2 separate regions of the Homo sapiens genome follow, and region 2 is linked to region 1. The links are chromatin loops, found by intact Hi-C in ENCODE. Cell type or tissue: testis. All regions are shown on one strand.

Region 1 (4,000 bases):
ACCATCACCATCATCGCCATCACCATCACCATCATTATCAGCATCATCATCACTATCATCATCACCATCATCATCATCACTATCATCATCACCATCATCATCATCACCATCACCATCATCATCATCATCATTGTTTTGTAGCCACCCATCCTGGAGGCCATGGTGAGCCCTTAGCGTGATGCTAAGTACTTCACATGATCTCCCTTGGAACCTGACACACTTTGGCCATTCATCCACTCTCACCATTTCTGCCCCTTCAAATAAATCCTTCCCCCACTATTTGTCCATCATTTTTTTAACTTTCGGGGACACTTTTTTAATCTCGGTGTCATCTGAGGCAAGAACATCCACGAAAGTACTGGTAGAATGTGCTCATTCTATTTGTGTCCAATATACACTGGAATAAATACATGAAAGTGGAAAGTTTGCTCATGTCTTGCTCCTTCTGCTGATGAAATTCAGACCACCCCTTGGCAAATGCTGTGTCCTTTGGTTCAATCTTCAGGATGACCTTTCACATTTAGTAAACTACCCTTTCATGGACCAGACGAACTGAGACTTGGAGGGGTAAAGTAGCTTGGTCAACCAGCCCTAGAGCAGCAGAGCCAGAATTCAGACTAGGGCGTGTGTGATGCCGAGACCTAGGTCAAAACTCCTCCTTCTGCTGACTCTTTAAGTCAAACGTGCCAGGAAACTTTTAGCTCTACTCAGCAACTAAAGAATAATAGAGGTGAAAGGGACCGCCCAAATAGAAGTGCACCCATTGTACAGATGCAAAAACTGAAGCCCTGATGGCTAAAGTGTAAAATCTCAGACGGGCCAAGATCCAGACCAGACTGAGGTGGCCCAGGAGGTAAACAATGAGCCTCTCTCACCCCCGGAAATTCTGGAATCACCATGACTCCCCTTTGGAGTCTTGACCATCCCACCACGGACCTTGGCATGACCCATCTTCTACTGGGATGCTCCTCACCCCAATTTGCCCACCTCCATTCAACTTAAATGTACCCTCAGCCAGGCGCAGTGGCTCATGCCTGTAATCCCAGCACTTTGGGAGGCCGAGGTGGGCGGATCACCTGAGGTCGGGAGTTCGAGACCAGCCTGACCAAAATGGAGAAAACCCGTCTCTACTAAAAATACAAAATTAGCTGGACATGGTGGCACACGCCTGTAATCCCAGCTACTCGGGAGGCTGAGGCAGGAGAATCGCTTGAACCCAGGAGGCGGAGGTTGTGGTGAGCCGAGATCGTGCCATTGCACTCCAGCCTGGGCAACAAGAGTGAAACTCCGTCTCAAAAAATATGTATATACCCTCCTCTGCAAGACCTCCCTCTCCAGATAGGACTCCCTGCTTTTCTGTATCCCAGACTTTTTATTTTTTCACTTTATAGCTCTTCAACACAATTAATAATCATGACTTCATTGGTAGATTGATTTGATTAATGTCTCCCACTGAACTGTGAGCTCCAGGGGGGTAAGGGCCCTGTCTTCCCAGTGCCCTGCTGTTTACCAGAGCCAGGCACAAGGTCAGGGGTGAGTAAATATTTGTTGAATGAATAAATGTGTGAATGAAGGAAAATCTGCCTTGAGGGCTAGGACCCTTGTAAGACTTACCCCTTTTTTTTTTTTTTTTTTTTTGAGACAGAGTCTCGCTCTGTACCCAGGCTGGAGTGCAGTGGCACGATCTCGGCTCACTACAAGCTCCACCTCCTGGGTTAAGACTTACCTAACTCTTAGCACCCAGCATAGTGTATAACACTTAGGAGCTTTCATGAAAGTCTATAGGTAGAGGGAAGAGGAGGGAGGGAGGAAGAGAGGCAGAAAAAGGAAAGGAAGAGTGAGGGAAGGATGGGAGAGAGAAAAGGAAGAAGGGAAGGAAAAAGAGAAGTAATGAACTTCCACATTTTAAAACAAGAAAGACTGAGGCCCAGAGAGGAAAAAGAGGTTCCAAGGACACACAACAAGACAGCATCCAGGTCCCCAAGTGTCACAGCCTTTCGGTACAACCCCATTTGTCCACCTGCTCTCCCGTCTTTTGTGCACACACCAGGAAGGCCTGCACCGGCCTTGAGCTATGTGCTGGCAAGGGCGTCCAGAGCTGGGGGAGGCACCAGGGCAGGCAGCCAGCCCCCTTGCCGGCTCTGCCCAGGGGCTGGACCTCTCAGAAGCTGGGCGATTGCAAGCCAAAGGACTTCCAGCTCCCCCTCCTGTGGGCCACAGGGTCCCAGGAGGAAAGCAGTTGGGGAGATCAGCCCTTTTGTCACAGACAGTTGAATTCTGACCAATTTATCTGTCAGGATGGCACTTGCAGACCCGAATCCCGGAGCTCATGACGCTGTAGTCAAAATACGCTCCTGACACCTTTCCCGTGTGAATTATGCCCGGCGTCCGTCCACAGGCAGGAGCTGCCATTGCCCTACTTTTGTCTCATTGCCCCAGCTGTCCTGAGCCTCAGAGTGGGAGGAACACACAAGCAGTGGCCAAGAGGGTCTTAACTCACTGTGGACAAATTTCTGCCCATCAGCTGCAGGAGGACTGGGCCCTGGAGTGATACCTGGTCATTCCCTGCTTGCTGGAGTCCTGGCAACTCCAGGCAAGAGTGCCTGCCAGGGCTGAGGGACCCAGCATCCACATCCAACAGGTAGCTCTGACCCAGAATTCAGCAGCATCTAGATAACCAAAAGGAGCTGTGAGTCAGGGGATGAATGGGGCTCGCCAGGAAACCAAGGCTGCCCGGGGCCCCTAGAGCCACATGGCTGGAGAGGGGACTACAGCATCTGTCTTGGGGTTGGTGGCATTGAGGGGACTTGTTGTGGAGCAACCCAGATGTGGGTTTCTGCATCTTCTGTTCTTTGCTTAATTCATTCATTCATTCCACCTGTCACTTGACAGGTGGTCATTCTACCAGCCATTCCACCAGCCATTCATCATCAAGTCAGTCTATTCATTGGCCACGGGATACAACTGAGACTCAAACATTGGAGTCAAGCAGGTATCAGGCACAGCTCCTCACCTTTGGGAGACCCCGGGCCCTCCACTTCACCTCTCCATCTCTCCATGCCTTGCCTTGCTTATCTGCAAAACAGGATAATAAGAGTTCCTACCTCACGGTATCAGTGGGGGCATTTAATGAGATGGTGACGGCACTGTTTAGCACAGGGTTCAGCAGGAAGCAGCTGGTGTCAGCCTTTACAGTTATCACTCATCCTATAATTTGGTGACAGGAAAAGAGCACAATCCTAAGAATAGAAGGCTTGAGATTTCAACTTGCTGGGTTCTGCCGGCCGGTTCGTTGGCTAACCTCTTATTAAAGGGTATGATGGAGTGAGTAATTACTACACACAAGCCACTGAAGATTAATGGAGAGAGACTGGCAAACAAATAGATGTGGCAGGGCCTGTAGGTGGGCCTTGGGGTTGAAGGATGATCATGAAGAACCTCCTTGAGAAGGTGACTCCTAGACTGGATTTTGTAGAAACAGTAGGAGTTTTCTTGAGAAATGGTGGGGAAGCTCATTCCAGGCAGTGAGAACAGCATGGTTAAAATCTTGGAGGCCTGAAAGGCATACTGGACTTGGGATCATAAATAGTTCCAGATAACTGGAGCGTGGGCTGTTCCCGGGACATAGAGGAAACAGCAGGCGCCTGATCAGAAAAGGCAGGAACAGCAAAGCTTAGAAGTAGTGACACCTTTCAGCATCATGGCTCCTGGTGATCTGGTCATTGGTTCTAAGAGCCACCATTTCCTAAGTCTCACTTTGTGCCAAGTTATTTATCAACATTGCCTTCCCTAAACACACGGCCACTCTGAGAGATGATGGTTCTCATGACACCCTTTGGACAGGTGGGAAAACCAAGGCCCAGAGAATTAAAATATCTACCAAAAGCCAAACAGCTAGGGAGCGGCAGAGCTGGGATTTGAACCCAGGTCCATGTATCTCCTCACTCAGGCCCCCCTCACATCTGCAGGCCAGTTGTGGAGAAGCAAAAGGGCTAGTGTG
Region 2 (4,000 bases), 53 kb before region 1:
CTTATACACGTAATAAGTCACTAACAAAGAGCCAACCCTGAACCCGGAAGAGGGGTTAGCCTTGGCAATAGAGACAGGTAGGTAGCAAGTGTGGTGGAGTCCACAGGGCTTAGCCGCATGGGTAGCATTGCATTTCTCAAGCTCGGTGGTGGAGAGGCTATTGTTTGTTTGGTTTTGCTTTGTCCCTTATGCCTACCTTATGTATTTCATTTTATTTGTATAAAATATCTCCATAAAAATAAGTTTTAAAAAGGGTTTGGTCTTTGGAGTCAGAAAGTCCTGGGTCAAGTGCTGGCTTTGCTGCCTAGCAGCCAAGTGACCTTGGCCAAGTCACTTCTAGGCCTCAGGGTCCTCTGTGTGGAGCCTACTGGGAAGGAAGACGGCTGTCTTATTATAGGGCCTTCCTAGAAAAATGACCTCCCAGCACCTTCAGGTATCTGGGCCTCCCTTTTTCTACAGGGACTTGGGGTAAGGCCTGAATGGACAGCTTTGCCCAACTGTGCGGCCCTGTAGGGGCACTACCCACCCATGTCCCTGATGTTTTCTGCTGGGAAAGGGAATGTGAACTCTATTATTATTATTTTTTGACAGGGTCTTACTCTGTTGCCCAGGCTGCAGTGCAGTGGCACAATCATGGCTCACTGCAACCTTAAATTCCCAGCCGTCGTCCTCCCTCAGCCTCCCGAGTAGCTGGGACTACAGGCACACATCACCATGCCCAGCTAATTTTTTTGTTTTGTTTTGGGTTTTTTTTGTAGAGACAGGGTTTTGCCATGTGGCCCAAGCTGGTCTCGAAGTCCTGAGCTCAAGTGATCCTCCCACCTCAGCCTCCCAAAGTGCTGGGATTACAGGTGCATGTTTAACATTGCTCCAGGTGTGTGCTTGCCCTGTCTCAACAACCCCTTCCCCAGCTTATCTCTCCCACTGAGAAGGAGTCACCCCAAGTTGCTTAGATTTGGGGCAGTGACTGGGCCAGGTTTGCCAGTGGCAGGGCCTTCTCCTGCATGGAATGGCCAAGCTTCCCTGCTTCCTATCTTTCTCTGATTTACCCACATGGGTACAGATCTTGTTGCTTTTCTCTTCTGCAACACGCTAGAGCAAGGCAAGCTTCCTCATTTGACTTAGATGGATAGTCAGCCCCTTAGACCTCATGCCTAGACCCAGCTGGGCCAACCCTCATGAACAACCATGCAAAGTTCACCTTCCTATCCCACTCTTCCCATCCATATTACACTTGCAGACCTTTTCCCATTTATTGCTTTGAACAATTTAATTCTACTCCTCAGAGGGACAGACCTGGTTCTGTGTTTAAAGCTCAAACACCAAGGCAAGCTCGACCACTATTCACCTCTCTTCATTTGCTCTTATGAAACATCACTGCTGTCCAGAATAAACCTTAGTCTTTTTTTTCCCTTGCTCCCAGCTCCCTAGATATGTGTGAATATAAAATATAAATATATGTAAATATAATTCTTTGGCCGTTTGTGTTCAAGATTTAGAATTTCCTCCTAGAGGGAAAAGGCAGGAAGGGAATGGCTTGTAAGCACAGGCTGTGCTTCATTAAGAAGCGTGTTTGGGGTGGCGATCACTTTTCTCTAAGCTAGACAAGCCGGCTGGAAGCTGACCTCTGTACATCCTGAAATTTCATCAACTCCTTCTCTCCTCCAAAGAGCCTCTCCCAACCCCTCCTCCACCGTAACAGAGCCCCTTCCTTCCTGTCTCCCCAGGGACCTCCAGGGGTCACAGGGACTGCGTGAAATGCGCTCCTCCACTCCGATCCAAGGGGCTCTGGGCTTCCAGACGGCTTTAGATGCCTGGCAGTCGGCCCACCGGCACGTGATGGGGCCCCAGGTCACGAACAACGGGGCTGGAGGGCTACAGCTGAGCGTCTGGAGGGGACAGCCGCAGCCTGCCGCCTGAATTGATGGAAAGGAATCCTTGCCCTAATTTTCGCAACAGACACATGTTGTAACACTCTGTGTCTTTAACAAAACCCTTTCATAATAACAATAAACAGCAATGTCAATAATAACACTGATAATGATAATTGCCCTATTTGAGAGCTCACCATCTCCAAGAGGGCTGGAAATGGTGACAGCCACTGACTGGCTTGCTTCTTAGATGCTACCGTTTTATCAACACTAGAGCATCCAGTTCTCACATCTATCCTCCAAGGGAGGACTGATGATTCTCCCCATTTTACAGACAAGGAAACTGAGGCTTAAGGGAGGGTTGGCTCCTGTCAGGGGCACTTACATGGTAAGGGGTAGAGCCTGGAGTTGTAACTTAGGCCACATCTTTCTCTCCAGTCCCAACATTCAGCTCTGTAAGGAGACATCAGAATGATGCTTCTTCCTGGATTTAGTTCAATGAGAAGGCTCATCCTGAGCCAGAACCCTTGCTAGGTGACCCTGGGGCTCCCAAATGGCCTCAACTATAAAATTCCAAGATTCCCAACCAAGGCCTATCCCGACACAGCCTTATGAGAAGGCAGTTGCCTGCCAACCCCCCAGCATGTGGGCTATCCCAGCCTTTGTAATATCAGAAATATTGAAAATAGCTTACAGACACTCGCCCGCCACTGTCACCTTTGGAGCCAGCAGGGTACCCCCCAGTGCCTGACTTTCTGGGGACATCCAGGGCCACCATGCTGGTTTCAGTTCTGGGCAGGCCAGAGGGCAGTTCCGCAGGAGGTAGAACCTCCTGGTGTTCGGGACTTAACCTCTCTCGCCCAGAGTCAGCTAGTTGTGAGGGAGCAGGGGTGGGGGTGGAGGGCCCCTCAGCTGGCGGGACATCAAAACCCACACAAAACGCTTCCATGTGGTACCAGCCCTCGGCCCACGTCCTTCACGTCGGATTAATCCTCCAGCTTCTCGGACAGACGTGTCCTCACCACTCTGCTTTCATGTTTGCCCACAATTTGAATGTCATCACACAAAATCAAGGCTAATTGTGAACAGACCTCCCCCTCTCCCCGGGCTGCCTCCCCTCCCCCTTCCTCCTTCCCTGTCCACATCTGGATCCCACAACCTCTCTCGGGGACCTTGGAGACCTGCTTAGGCTGCGAACTCTGAGAATCTAACCTGATTTCCTTTTCCCGTCTCCCAGCCTCCTAAATATATATCGTGGAATGTTCTTTACTTTCCTTTGCCATTGACTTTGCTGTAGCCATTGCCCAGATGACCGTAGGAATTCTCCACCTTTCTGGGCTCTCTCCAAGTGGAGAGCAAAGCTCTGGGCAAAGTTGGCTGGGTGCCGTGGCTCATACCTGTAATCCCAGCACTTTGGGAGGCCAAAACAGGAAGATTACTTAAGCCCAGGAGTTCGAGACCAGCCTGGGTAACAAAGTGGAACTGTGTCTCTACAAAAAAATACGAAGATTAGCTGGGCATGGTGCCATACACCTATGGTCCCAGCTGCTTGGGAGGCTGAGGTGGGAGGATTTTTTGAGCCCAGGAGTTAGAGACTAGGCTGGGCAGCATAGTGAGACCCCATCTCAAAACACAAGGCAAAATAAAATAAAATAGCTCTGGCAAAGCCAGGGGAAACCTTCCCTCCACTCAGCCTGCCAGCCACATCCCGCTCTCCCAACACATACCCATTTCACATGTGCGGCAGCCCATCAGGCTATATCATATACTCACCTGCCTCTTGTGCCCAGACCAGGTTGTGACATGTCACTCACAGTACATGGGACATGGTCCAGCTTGATAAGGCTCCCTGAGCTGAGAAAAGGAATTTGGTACAGGAGAAACGGGAGTGTTTGTCATCCTCAGAGAACTCCAAAAAGAGAATCTTTGGTGTTTCCTGGGAGCCTGTTTGCTACAGGGAATCTCTGGGTGCTGAGAGTCCCTTGGGGGTGGAATGGGTGTTGGCAGGGACTTGGGGCTCCAGAGAAGGAAGGTCTCTGGGGACAGGAATTCTAGGAGAAGGAGTTTTCAAGCACTGGTGAATGTTTACTGTGTGGTCCAAGCACCCCAAACAGCAATTCCTCGGGTTG

Evidence for each region. A loop is a pair of places that touch in the nucleus more often than their neighbours do. Peaks named below come from ENCODE experiments on the same cell type or tissue, not always from the same donor. Only the 100,000 strongest peaks of a DNase experiment are listed, where the experiment ranks them.
Region 2: it touches region 1 in a loop (5-fold over the local background); 1 of 110 quality-filtered maps calls a loop at or near these places.

Annotation. Positions count from the first base shown.
Region 1 is chr22:27,589,151-27,593,150 of GRCh38, forward strand. No RefSeq gene overlaps it. Among named protein-coding and RNA genes, the nearest start is that of CPMER, 120 kb to the right of the region's middle. RefSeq lists an enhancer at 2,134-2,633. In testis, no CTCF peak of the experiment used is centred here; DNase peaks (open chromatin) are centred at 2,111 and 3,631.
Region 2 is chr22:27,535,906-27,539,905 of GRCh38, forward strand. The region is part of intron 1 of LOC105372981 (a long non-coding RNA gene); the gene reads right to left. Among named protein-coding and RNA genes, the nearest start is that of CPMER, 180 kb to the right of the region's middle. In testis, no CTCF peak of the experiment used is centred here; a DNase peak (open chromatin) is centred at 1,766; H3K27ac peaks cover 669 bases.